Linked DNA regions of Homo sapiens: region 1 is linked to region 2. Evidence: chromatin contacts called from ENCODE Hi-C or POLR2A ChIA-PET data. All regions are on one chromosome and are shown on one strand. Each heading gives the region's core, a stretch centred on a gene start or an enhancer-like site at or near the end of the contact. The rest is flanking DNA. Distances are from core to core; before and after follow the strand shown.

The links. A loop is a pair of places that touch in the nucleus more often than their neighbours do. ChIA-PET counts read pairs that join two places held with the same protein, here RNA polymerase II (POLR2A). Pooled maps may share reads with other maps.
Region 1: a loop to region 2 is called in a pooled map, with 5 times the contacts of the local background. The contact joins the promoter of LINC02354 here to the promoter of ANO6 in region 2. A Hi-C loop is called at or near these places in 1 of 50 pooled maps. POLR2A ChIA-PET finds 5 or more read pairs at or near these places in 3 of 52 experiments (A673, Caco-2 and GM10248).

The regions. Positions count from the first base shown.
Region 1 is chr12:47,826,979-47,833,470 of GRCh38, forward strand. LINC02354 (long intergenic non-protein coding RNA 2354) reads left to right here and starts at 2,179. Exons shown (of 3, transcript XR_007063292.1): 1 at 2,179-2,552. RefSeq lists enhancers at 1,138-1,317, 5,054-5,103.
Region 2 is chr12:45,212,165-45,219,483 of GRCh38, forward strand. It overlaps ANO6 (anoctamin 6), which reads left to right and starts at 3,931. Exons shown (of 20, transcript NM_001025356.3): 1 at 3,931-4,227. The coding sequence starts at 4,158. It also overlaps the pseudogene PLEKHA8P1. RefSeq lists enhancers at 3,697-3,796, 4,807-4,936 and a silencer at 4,257-4,566.

The sequences.
Region 1 (6,492 bases), core at 929-3,428, 2.6 Mb after region 2:
GGTGGCTAAGCTGGGAGGTGAGCGAGGGTGCCCTGGCTGAGACCTTGAAAAACTCCACCCATGATGATCACCATTATACTCCTCTTCATCAACACACATTTGTTGAGCATCTACTCTTTGCCAGGCACCGTGTCAGACTCTCAGGCACAGAGGCAAAAAAAAAAAAAAAAGCCACAGTGAGGAATTCATCACCTCCTGGGGAGCAGGATACAATCTAAGAACAGAACCTGGAGTGGAGAAAACGGTTGGATGAGGGACTCGAATAACATATGCTGCAAAGGAGAGGGAGGATTCAGAGTCACCAGAGTTCCAAGCTGGGAGACACCTAATGGATCCTGGGATCAATGTGGGTTGGGGCAATAGTTCTGCCCTCACCTGCTCTCCTTTGTGCTTGGGGTCTGAGGAAACCCAGAACAGTGATTCTAGAAATCTCTGCCTCAACAGATCCCTCACTCCAGCTTGGTCTAAATGGCTAGGGGTGGGAAGGCAGAGGAGGCAGAGACAATGTGCAGACATCTCCCTTGGGCAGGCCCTGAGTCCTGGGCTCCAGGGTTCCCTGCACTGAGCATTTTTTTTTTTTTTTAGACAGAGTTTGGCTCTTGTTGCCCAAGCTGGAGTGCAATGATGCAATCTCGGCTCACTGCAACTACTGCCTTCCGGGTTCAAGCGATTCTCCTGCCTCAGCCTCCCGAGTAGCTGGGATTACAGGCACACACCACCACACCTGGCTAATTTTTTTGTATTTTTAGTAGAAACAGGGTTTCACCATGTTAGCCAGGCTGGTCTTGAAGTCCTGACCTCAGGTGATCCACCTGTCTCGGCCTCCCAAAGTGCTGGGATTACAGGTGTGAGCCACCATGCCTGGCCCCCTGCACTGAGCTTTTAAGAGATCATTTAGGCCTGCGTGGTGGCTCACACCTGTAAACCCAGCATTTTGGGAGGCTGAAGTGGGCAGATTACCTGAGGTCAGGAGTTCAAGACCAGCCCGGCCAACATGGCAAAACCCCGTCTCTACTAAAAACACAAAAATTAGCCAGGCGTGGTGGCAGGCACCTGTAATCTCAGCTACTCCGGAGGCTGAGGCAGGAGAATTGCTTGAATCCAGAAGGCAGAGTTTGCAGTGAGCTGAGATCGTGCTACTGCATTCCAGCCCGGGTGACAGAGTGAGACTCCACCTCAAAACGAAAGAAAGAAAAAAAGAGATCATTTAAAAGTACCCAGAAGAATGGACAGAGTGAGGAGGTGTTGTACTGTGGTTAAGAGCAAGGATTTGGTGTCGAGCTGCTTGGGCTGGAGCTTGTTGCTTCCCCACTGCTTGACCTTACGTATATTATTTAACCTTGAGGAGTCTTGGTTTCCCATCTGCAGATTAGGGTATGAAGTGCCTGCTATATTAGGGTTTTGCGAGGACCGATGAGATTGGGACATGAAGTACTTAACTACAGTGCCTGGCACACATTGGGCTGTTAGGGACAGAGCTCCAATGCTCACATCAGTAATAGAAGAGAGACAGTGTCCTGTCTCTTCTGTCTCCCTAAGCCTGTTTTCCTCTATAATTTGAGGTCTCAAAGTGAGCACTGAGCTGATTTATGCAAATGAATCCAGTAGGGCCTATCGCCCAAGCTGACCTTTCTAGGGTATACAGGGTAGCTTGGCCAGGCTACAGAAATGGGAAAATAGGTGCAACCTTCCTGATCCTCCTGAAATCCTCAAGTGTTGTCTTGAAGTTGAGGGGAACCAGGACCAGGCTGCGGGGAGTACCACAGGGACTGCAGAAAGGGCCTGGCCTCCCCTCCCGAAACACTGCACATCTGGAGTGATCTGCCCATCTGGCTGTATCCCTGGGGCAATGGCCACAGCTGCTATTTGAGGGAGGAGACATCCAGCTCCTTAGCCAGGGCCTGGGGCCGGGGGGTGGGGGGGTGGTGGGTAGTGGGGGCTATAAATAAGAGGACCAGGGGGGCAAGGTTGACCTTTTGGGGCGGGGGGCAGGAGCTGGTGACTTCCCCCTCTTTGCTTGAGTCCAGAGCCAGAGTTTTAGCAAAACAGGAAGAGGCAGCAGCAGCTTCTGGGAAAGTGGGAGTGGCTCCCCTTCCCCCACTTGCCTGGGGCCTTCGGATCCCAGCCAGGACCTGGGAGAGGTGGAGTCATCTAGGCAAGGAGAGGGAGGGGCAGACCCACGCAGACTGGGCCCCAGCTTCAGTGCCCTCAAATGGCGCAGCCGGGGCACAGGAAAAGGAGAATGAGACAGAGAAGGGCAGCCCAATGGAGTATATCTGCCACCCCTCGTCCCCTCCTGTTCCCTTCTATAGGCATTAGAAATGGAGCTCAAAATGTGCCTGTGACCCAGGTAGTGTACATGGAAGTTCGAGGTCAAGTTGAGCACACCTCCATCTCTCATCCCCTCCCAGCCTGTGGTGAGCTAAGCCTAAGACAGAGTGCGTGGGAGGGAGGGCTCTAGACAGGAGGAAGGACACCTCTGGGCTTCTGGAAAGAGATCCAGGACCTGGCCCAGGTGGAGTGATAGAAAAATCTTCCAATGAACTATCAAGGTGAGGGGATCCAAAGGTCTGGGTGGTCCTGGGTGAGTGTTTTTCCAGAATAATGGGGCATCTACAGGGACAAGCTCAGGAGAGCTAAGCCTCAGTCCAGAGACCCTCATGAAGTCAAAGACTGAAGGAATTATCCAGGAAATGTTGCCTGGCTTTGCTTCGCCTGAGTGAGGCTGGCCACTGAGAATCTGTCCTTCAGTGTCTGTCTGGAGACATCTGGTTGGAGCTCTGGCTGGCCCACACCTGTAGTAGGGCCTGCACCTGTGTCTGTCATGTACTGCCCTTGTCTCCCGAGCCTGGAGCCCCACACTTCACCTGCTGGGAGGGTCTAGATAAGCGCTGTCCAATAGAAACGGAATGTGAGCCACATATGTAACTTATTTTCTATTAGCCACATCAAAAAAAGGAAAAATAAACAGGTGAAATTCATTTTAGTAGTATATTTATGTAACCTAATATAGTAAATCTAAAACATTATTTTGGTATGCAATCAAAATAAAAAATTACTAATGAAATCTTTTACATTTTTTTTCCATACTAAGTGTTTGAAAGCCAGTGTATATTTTATACTAACAGCACATTTCAATTCTGACTGGCCACATTTCAAGTGCTTAGTAGCCACATGTGGCCACTGGCTACTGTATGGACAGCACAAGTTTAGACTTATAGCTTTACCTCTTCTTCATCCCTTCCAGTCTCTTATTGGGGAAGAGGCTCAAGAGGTGAAGGAAAAAGCTGGTGAGGCCAGTGTTAAGGGTTAATTTGCTCTAGGAGGGTGACCACTCCCTTTGGGTTTCAAGCATCTATCTCTAGACCTGGATCCGTTTTAGTGTCCAGGCAGGCAAGGAAATTGAGGCATAGAGCAGCATCTTCCCTGACAACTGGCCTTCTCCTGCCCTTCCCAGTGCTCCTTCTCTGAGCAGAAGGTTGATAGAATCCGATTACCTCTTCAGGCGCATTAGCCTCCACCTTCCTCTTTCCTCTTCCAAAAGCGACTCCAAACCCAAAGGTATTTGAGTAGCTGAGTTAAGGAATATGGGAGGAGAAGCAAATTTGGAGGAAAATGCAGAATGGAGCTTTGCACAGGTGGAGTTTGAGGTGTTGGTGGGATGAGCAAGGGGGGTTGTTGAGTGGACAGTTGGTATCTGGAGCTCAGGGAAGAATTTGGAGGTCATCAGTGAGAGAGGAAATTGTAGGAATGAATGACACCACAAGAGCAGGGGAGAAGAGAGGAGAGAAGGGGAGGGCAGGGAAGATGGCTAAATACAGAAACCTGAGAAAACAAAGACTTCAGATGGGCGAGGAGTGGAAGCTGGAGCAGGCCGGGAGCAGTCACAGATTTCAATGAAGCAAGAGGAAGTGCATCGGAATCCCAAGTGGGAGAGAATATCAAGAAGGAGAGACTCGCACACGGTTGCAGTTGACAATGCTTTAAAATCATTTTTTTGTTGTTGTTTGTTTTTGTTTGAGATGAAGTCTTGCTCTGTGGCCCAGGCTGGAGTGCAATGGCATGATCAGGGCTCACTGCAACCTCCGACTCCCAGGTTCAAGTGATTCTCCTGCCTCAGCCTCCCGAGTAGCTGGGACTACAGGCACCCGCCACCAAGCCCGGCTAATTTCTATATTTTTAGTAGAGACAGGGTTTCACCATGTTGGCCAGGCTGGTCTGACCTCAGGCAATCTGCCTGCCTCGGCCTCCCAAAGTGCTGGGATTACAGGTATGAGCCACCGCACCCGGCCCTAAAATCATTCTTATAAAGAGAGCTCACACAAACTGTTAAGAAGCACTAGAACAGTGGAGACTAAAGTTCAAAGCCCAGAAACAGACTCTCCTGGTACAGAGGAAACACAACTCACAAGCAGAGGTAGGGGTATGTTCAACCTGATCGTCCTCAAAGTAATGCCAATTAAAATGAGACAAAGGTAGGTGCCTTTTTGAAACATTAGCGAGAGCTCGGTGAAGTGTGTGTGCTGTCGGTAATGGCGTAACCTCTTTTGAAATCAGTTTGGCAATATATAGTAAGAGCTATAATGTGCTGTTACCCTTTGGCTCAATAACCCCACCCAGTGTATCCTAAACTAGATTTCTATAGTCAAAATTGGGGGAGGAGGAGCGGAGTATGTGCCTAATGATGTCCCCCATCACACTGCCTATAATATAGAAAATTAGAGACAATTTGAACACTTATGATTGGAAAATTGTGGAGGTAAATTATGATACTATATTTCCACTTAATAGAAAACTATGAAGCTGTTAGGAAGATGTTTATATGCAACACAGCATCACAAGAGAATAGAGATTGGTACATACCCCATGATTGCAACTGTATTAAAAAACATATAGGCATGGAGGAGAAGGTGAAGAGGAAATATGTGTCATAGGTAATGATTATGTAGGGTGGAATGGGTATATATGGTTTTGGTCTCATTTAATGAGTCTTAACATTGCGGAGAGCGGGAATGAGGGTTGACCAGAAGCTGAGATTTGGGTCTCAGCTATAGCAAGGGCCCTGACAACCTTCCAGAGGCCACAAATGCATTTATCTGGCAACTTAATAGACTGAGCTCCGACCGCAAGGCAGGTGCGGTCACTGTGGGTATCAACTCAGCATTCTCCTGATAGGAAAAAGCCCACCGTGAGGGGTGATGGCCAGGTGCTCACTGCAGATTCCCTCCCATATATGGGAGGCTCCTGGAGCTCCATAGTCTCCTCTACTACTGCTGAGGAGCAGGCCATGGCAGGCGCCTGTGGGGACAGCCCCCAGAGGACAGGGCTGACTGCAGGAGGAACAGAGCATCACAGTGAGGTGAGCTCAGCGGGTATGAGGGCCTCTCTGCTTTGGGGTGGGGGTTGGCGGGCTGTGGTCGGCCACCTGCTGTTTCACATCACCCCCTGAAGGTGACATGAGATGCAGGGGCCATCACCTTCACGGCGCCCCCAGGAACTCTACCCGGGCCCCCACCTACAGGCGCCATTAGGCCTCCTGCTCCTCCCCGTTCCACTCTCTTCCCACAACAACACACTGGGGCCTTGAAATAACACATCTTTCTTTACGCCATCATTTCCACAGAATTTGCCTATGATTCATTTGTTGTCAAGAGGTATTAAAACCTCCAGCTCCCAGGCACCCTGGTCTTTGTTCCCCTCCCTCCTAGGTCCCACCACTCCCCTTCCCACGGTGTCCTGCCCAGCTCTTACCCAGTCTCCCTGAGCCCCAGCATCCCAAACTCAGCGCCGCTGCCCCCACAACCACCCCCCAACCTCCTCCCCACTTGGCCTCTTGAGGAACAGTGGGAAGGGGCTGGGGCAGGTCCACATGGCACCCACCCACCTCCCCAGCCCAGCTCCACCAGAGGAGGGCCCTGCTGGGGGCCTCTAGCCTTAGGACTTGGAGATGAAGCCCTGGAAACTCTTTGCCTAAAAACAGGAGGCAGTGGAACCCTCAGCCCCAGAAGCTGCCCCTTTCTGTGACTCCCCAACCCCCTCACTTGGGCAGGATGGATTTTCCTCATACCTCGAGGCCTGGTCCCTGGGTCCCTCCCCGTCACTGTTTCTGACTAGGCACAGGGGTATAGAGTTTCCACCGTGTGTGTGTGTGTGTGTGTGTGTGTGTGTGCGCGCGCGCGCGTGCGCGCGCACGCGTGTATGTTGGGGAGTAGGAAGAGCTGTCTTCTCACACCCTCATTACCCAGTAAGGCTTTGGGGTTCCCCTCCCAGTCCCTCCCCAGGGCTGTGTAGGTGTGTCAGGGAGCTAGAAGGTGGGGGTGGCAGGAGAGGAAGAGGGCGATGGGCGAGGGAGCTGGGGGGCTGCTGGGAGCCTGGCTGGGGTGACAGGAGCTGCTGTGGTCGGGTTATCTGATGTGAGGAGACAGGTGTGCAGCTTCGAGGCTCTGGGGGTGGGGGAAGAGCAGCCTGAGAGAGAAGTAGAAACAGTAGAAG
Region 2 (7,319 bases), core at 2,681-5,180:
CTGGTATGTTCACTGCAGCACTATTCACAACAGCAAAGACATGGAATCAACCAAGACACTCATCAATGATGGACTAGATAAAGAAAATGTGGTATATATATATACCATGAAATACCATGCAGCCATAGAAAAGAACCAAATCATGTCCTTTACAGCAACATGGATGCAGCTGGAGGCCATTATCCTAAGCAGATTAATGCAGGGACAGAAAAACCAAATACTGCACATTACCACTTGTAAGTAGGAACTAAACATTTAATACACATGGATACAAAGATGGAGACAATAGACACTGGAGACTGCTTAAGCGGGGAGAGTGGGAGTGGGGTGGGTTGGAAAGCTATTTATTGGGTACTACGCTCAATACCTGGGTGACAGGATCATTCATACACCAAACCTCAGCAACATACAATTTACCCATAACAAAACTGCACATGTACCCCCAGAACCTAAAATAAAAGTAGAAGAAGAAAAGAAAAGAATTTCAGGATGGCAACCACAGAATCTTTTTTAAAAAATTATTTTAAGTTCTGGGATACATGTGCAGGATGAGCAGGTTTGTTACATAGGTAAACGTGTGCCGTGGTAGTTTGCTGAACCTACCAACTCATCACCTAGGTATTAAGCCCCACATGCATTAGCTATTTATCCTGATGCCCTCCCTCCCCCCACCCCACCCCCCGACAGTGTGTGTTGTTCCCCTCCCTGTATCCATGTGTTCTCTTTGTTCAGCTCCCGCTTATGAGTGAGAACATGTGGTGTTTGGTTTTCTGTTCCTGTGTTAGTTTGCTGAGGATAATGGCTTCCAGCTTCATCCATGTCCCTGCAAAGGACATGATCTCATTCCTTTTTGTGGCTGCATAGTATGGTGTATATGTACCACATTTTCTTTATCTAGTCTATCATTGATGGGCATTAACCACAGAACATTTAAATCCCAAGTGTTAGGCCCATAAGAGTGTAGGGCTCTGTGTGAATACACTGTTTGAATGCCCATCAAGCTGACCCTGCCTGGATTAGATAGTAAAGTTATAGGACTGAATGAGTTCTATAGGGAAAGATGAGAAGAAAAGAGACCCAAGACCTGAAGCTAGAAAAGCAACAACTTTTACAGGATGGGCAGAGAAAGAATATCCTGGTGGCCAAAAGTTGTATTTAATCAGATGAATGAATGAGAAAATAATTGTTCTGCGATCCCTGACTTGAAAAAGCTTTGCAAATACAAATAACCTGGCTGTATATTAATATTTTATTTCACAAATTATTATTGTATGGATGATAATTCTTCAGGGTTAAATGTGTGGTTCTTACATAGGCCTATTATCCTATTTCTGAGGCATATATTGATTGCTCAACTGAAAAAAAATGCAGAAGAGAAGTGGTAGGAAATAAAATGGATTAGAGGAAAGAATGGAATTTACTAATAATAGAGTTCCCTTCTAGCAACAGTTACCTTTACATATAAGGCCAACAATGTTTCGCTGCAACATTTATCAAAGAAGAAAAATGTAAACTCTTAAAAATCTGTGAAGAATTCTAAATGACTAATTAAAACTTGTTGCAAAGTCAACTTCGATAATTTTTTAACTACAAAGTAACTTTGACCGAAGTCTTAGTCCATAAAAATGAGAACAAGGCCGGGCGCGGTGGCTCACGCCTGTAATCCCAGCACTTTGGGAGGCAGAGGCGGGCGGATCACGAGGTCGGGAGATCTAGACCATCCTGGCTAACACGGTGAAACCCCGTCCCTACTAAAAATACAAAAAATTAGCTGGGCGTGGTGGTGGGCGCCTGTAGTCCCAGCTACTCCGGAGGCTGAGGCAGGAGAATGGCGTGACCCTGGGAGGTGGAGCTTGCAGTGAGCCGAGATCTAGCCACTGCACTACAGCCTGGGTGACAGAGCGCGACTCTGTCTTAAAAAAAAAAAGAGAGAACATTTGGTTAAAGAACTATGGCAGGGAGTTGATGAGACTTTGAATTTTGAATTGGTGGGGGAAAAAGTGATCTGAAAAAAAAATGGATTGGGACATGTCTCTGGAGGTGGTTTATGAAGAGGCTATGAGCACTGATTCTGAAACAAGCTGTTGAGGTTTCAATCCTGGCTCCACTATTTATTCCCTGTGTGATTTTGGACAAGTTGCTCAAGTTGCCTCACACCTGAAGAAAAATGATAACACTTTCTAGGGTTGTTATGAGGGTTGAATGACTGGATGCTTATAAAACATGTAAAACTTTTCCTAGCACATAAAAAGTACTACACAAAAATTTGTTAAAAGAAAATTGTAAAAATTGATCATGTAACCAAAACACTTTTGAAGTTTCTACTTTTAGTGAGTTTCACAAGCTCAGGGGAGAGTGTTCAGTGAAAGGAAACAATCTCTTCTCATCTTTCTTCTCCCATCATTTTTTTCTCCTATCTTCAGAGTACTGTATTGTTGTCTCTTTATACTAAAAACAATTCTGTTTATTCAAAAAAAGTACCTCAAGAAGCAAGTATAGTGTTTCCCAGGTATTTTCTTAAAAGTAATTTCATCATGTCTTTTCATGTATATATTCATGTCTATTTTCCCACTTAAGATTGGTCCCAATGTTTTCTTTCTTTCAGAGAGAACATTAAAAATGTTAGGAAACTGAGGTGCAAGGATTGCTGGAGGCCAGGAGTTCGAAACCAGCCTGGGCAACATAGTGAGACACCCATCTCTACAAAAAAATTTAAGAATAAGCCCCACATGGTGGTGTGCTCCGCTTGTAGTTCTAGTTACTGAACTCCCACCTCGGCAACAGAGCGAGACCGTCTTAAAAAAAGTATGTGGAAGAAAAAACATGCACAGTAGATTTAGTGTTATTGTGATAACCCTAGCACTTCAGTGGAAAAAATATAAACAATTTCAATGAGTAGACAATAACACATATAACCAAGATTTCAAATATACCTTCTAGCCCTTTTGAGAAGTCAAAATTGAACAACCTGAATGTACCAGCTTTTTTGAAAAAAGTTTTGTAGACACGCGATCCCCAAAACCTGCCGTTCAAACAACTCCAAGGGTCTTTAAAGTACTAAATCCCTTTGTATTTGTCCTATCGGTCCCTTTGGTTTCCAGGAAAGCATTAAAAATAAAAATAAAAACTCTCTGCCTTAATTTTATTTCACGACTTTCTTTTCTCTTATTATAGCTTTCCACATTGCTTTAGAAGAGTTTACATCTAACTCTAGTGGTCTTCGGCTTCTTCTCCCTCTTTGACACAGAGGACTAGTTTCAATTGTACAAATAGGCTGGACGCTTCAGCGATTATCTTCCGACCACTCCCTGTGTGCTCGCGCGGGCGGAGTAGGGGGCGCTTCTCCACTCTCCGCGACCTCAATGTATGCGGAAATCCTCCTGCCTTTGTGCACACGTTTATTTAGAAAATTCTCTCCACCCCCACTCCCGTCCGTCCCGCCCCTTCTTCTTTTGCTTATTCTCTGAGTTTTGCCTCTCCTCCCACCCCGACTCCACCGTAATCTTAACCTACCCGTACAGATTCCACTTTCCCACTTCGGAGCTAGAGTAATTTAAGATCCCCCCATTATTAGCTCCACGTCGCCTTTAAAAGCCATTCAAACGAGTTCGCCTTCCAGGGTTCTGCAGTTGTGCTGCAGCAGCATTTCCCTCCTCTCCAGTATCAGACGTTAAAACAAAGCAAGCCACAGTGTGTGTCCACAGACGACCTTGGAACGAAAAGCTGCCCTGTTTGGGATCAATGCTCAGGGAACCCAGTCCACTCCCGCACTCACGTGTTCCCGCCTTGCCCTCCAGCTAGTTCCCCCGCGCGCAGGATCGCACTACTCCCTCTGCAGTCTCGCCTGCCGACTTCCTTCTGCGCGCCTCGTAAAACCGGGGAAGTTCAATCATTCCGCAGCGAGCCGCGGCGGCCGCACTGGGCATGCTCAGTCTCCGGGCTCCGCTCGGCAGGCGAGAGGCGTCCTCCGGCTCTGGGCTCCGGTCGGTGGGTGCCTCGGCTCGGCTTTCCCCGGCGCTGGCTGGGCTCAGCGGCCCCTGAGCCCAAGCGACACACGCCCCGCGGTCCCCGATCCGGCCCCTGGGAGAGCCGCGCCGTTCTGGAACCCGGGAGCCCCCAACTTCGCGCCAAGTTCGGAGCCGCCTTCTGAGGGAGACATGAAAAAGATGAGCAGGAATGTTTTGCTACAAATGGAGGAGGAGGAGGACGACGACGATGGGGATATCGGTGAGCGAGGGGTCCCCGCGTCCCCACCCGAGAGCCCGAGCCGACGCGGGAAGAAGTTCGGGGACTGCGCGGGGGCGCTGTGCTCTCCGCGGGGGAGGTTGGCCGAGACGCTCGGCCGCTCCGGGCAGGGGAGGAAGCCCGCTGTCCCCGGCTGCTTGCAGACTGAGGCCCCGGTGCGGCCCCTGCGGGGCTGAGGCGCGGGGCGCGTGGTGGCCCCGAGGACAGGCTCCTGACGGGCGGGGGATGCTGCCCCTGAAAAGCCTGGCAGCTGCGGGGACGCCTCTGCGTGCGGAAGTCTCCACTCAGAAGCAACTTTGGGGTCACTTCCCCGACTCGCAGAGTGCTAGGGTTGCCCAGGAGCCTCGGCACTGGGGCGAGCCCCCTGGGCGGGGTCCGGGGAGCAGGCCCGCATTTGGAGGACAGGGTGTGACCCATCTGAATCCTCGTTAAAGTAAAAGCCGACCGACGGCTCTGGGAGGTTTGAGGCCTGGCGGGGCGGCCCCGGGAAGTGATTTGTGGCCGCTAGGCGCGCGCTGGAAACCCTTTCCCATCTGCGGAGCCCACCGGAGCTGTGATCGGAGGAGGAATTCCCCCAGGCAGGGAGGACCGCAGGGCCTTTTTCACTCGTCCTGAGGGGCCCTGGGGCTTGGGGAGCAAACCTGGGGTGACCCATTTCTAGTTAGAGTTAAAAATGCATGGAAGTGACAAGACGAACGGAGGGAGAGCTGTTTTAAGAGCAAAAAAAGAAAAAAAGGGCAAACAAAAGGGATGAGAGGAGGTGAGGAAGGGGAAAGGAATGAGAGGACTAGAGAGAAAATCAGGTCCCTAAAGAGAACACTGTCGGGGGATGATGATATAATGTGTCCCTCCAGAAGACTCTAATTAAATTACCAAGCCAGTCTGTTGTGGCGACTCGGCTTAGTCTCCTGGATGCCAAATCAATTTTAAAGCAGAACATCCTGCTGATGTTCTAAAGCCCTGTTGTTATCTAATAACTTTAAAAGTAACTTAATTTTAGGAGTTGGGTGTGGTTTTTATTTCTGTTACATTTTGGGCACGGAATATTTCGATCAAAAAAATTTGGTAACTTCTTGGTTGTCCAGGGACAAATCGAATAGAGGAGATTACACTCCATGATTTAGTTTCACATTTCATTCATTCATTTAAGAACAATTTACTAGTTATTCATCTTTAAGGAGAGAGCAAATAGTAGTAGTTTTTATAGGAGAGAAAACTGAAGCGCACAGGTTGGTCTGCCCAGCTTCTCACACTTTCAAACCCAGGTTTTCTGACTTGTAAAACCAGTGAAGATTAATGCTCTTACCACTGGGTCACTCTGGCTGTTACTACTGTTTAGCAAGATTAAGTAGTACCTGATGATTACATAAAAATATAGGAGTGAAATTTAAAAAGTTACAATAAAATTGACACAGTCTGTTTCCCAGGAAAGTATTATTGTCTTTTATGGTGAGCTGCACTGTTTATAATGAGTATTGTAAGTAAATAAGGGCAGAAGCTCAAATGGAAACTGAAGTAAGCAAGAGGCTCTGAGCTTTGTTTTACTGTGCCAGCAGTAGATCTCAGTTTAGAAAGTAATTTGGTCTAGTCTGTGTTTACCTATTGAGGCATCGTATAAATTCATCTTAAGCGTGTGGCAGTAAGCTCTTTTTATTTTTAATGACATGTCATTCATGCTAGTTTTGTCCAGTCAAACAGTGTAGATAGACTTAAGAAAAAGTTAAATATCTCTACTCCTCCCCACCCTCTAGAAACTACTAATACTAATACTTTAGTGTTAATATTAGTAGGGCATTTCCCACTATTCCTGTGGGGCCCTGGGGTCTCTACTGTAGGGGTCATCTCAACATATTTTACGTCAAGCAGCAGGTACCATTTAAACAGGTCTTGGCAATATTTTTTTCTTCTCAGTGAATGAAAAGATATGCTGATGTTCTAACACCCAGTATCTATGAATGTGATTTCTGTTTCTTTCTTTCTCTTTTTTTTTTTTTTTTTTTTTTGAGATAGGGTCTCGCTCTGTCGTTTAGGCTAGAGTGCAGTGATGTGGTCATGGCTTATTACAGCCTCGACCTACGGGGCTCAAGCGATCCTCCCACTTAAGCCTCCCAAGTAGCTGGGACTTTAGGCACCACCATATCCACCTAGTTGGTTGTTTTTTTGGAAGTACAAATTTAATGTGGGTTGTAGTGATTTTATATCAGAAAATACTTAACTATGCCAATGTTAAGTTTATGCCTTTACAAAAGAATAAGCCTTTTTAAAGATTACCAGGAGTAGGCTGATAGTGGTCCAAAGCCTTTTACAAAATAATTATTATTTCCAACTGTGGGAGAGGAGACTGGTGAAATGAAGATAATTTTAACCTCTGCCTTTAATTTTGCAATGCACGTCTGTATTTACGCTATTAACTAATATTTCTCCTAGTACTTGATTGTCACTGTCAGTAGTTGTATAATAGTTTGAAACCCACTTGGGTACGGAAGATTTCTGTGAAATCCCTCTATTAATATTACCTTTATAATTCAGACTGGGAGAATTATTTTTAGAGACAGGGTCTTGCTCTGTCACCTAGGCTAGAGTGTAGTGGCAAGATCATAGTTCGCTGCAGTCTTGAACTCCTGGCCTCTAGCCATTCTGCTGCCTTTGCTTCCCAAAGCTCTGGGATTACAGGCATGAGCCACTGTACCCAGCCTTAGAATTATTTTGACACGAGTTCCTGGGTATACCATTGGGCGTTATAATGGCCTAATTTGCAAGAGACCTCCCCCTCCCCCCAAAAAAAAACTTTCTAACTGGATGGGGTCCCTGATTATATCATAGAGATGCTTTATGTATGTATATGGAAATGTGCCCTCTAGTAGCTGGAATTTAGAGCCTTTTAAACAGTGGGTTCCTGCTTACTTTTGAAACACTGTATTTTTATTGTACTTTTATTTATTCATTTAGAGACAGGGTCTCCCTCTGTCAGGCTGGAGTGCAGTGACGCAGTCACAGCTCACTGCAGCCTTGACTTCCCAGGCTCAAGCAATTCTCCAACCTTAGCCTCTTGAGTAGCTGGGACCACAGGCCTT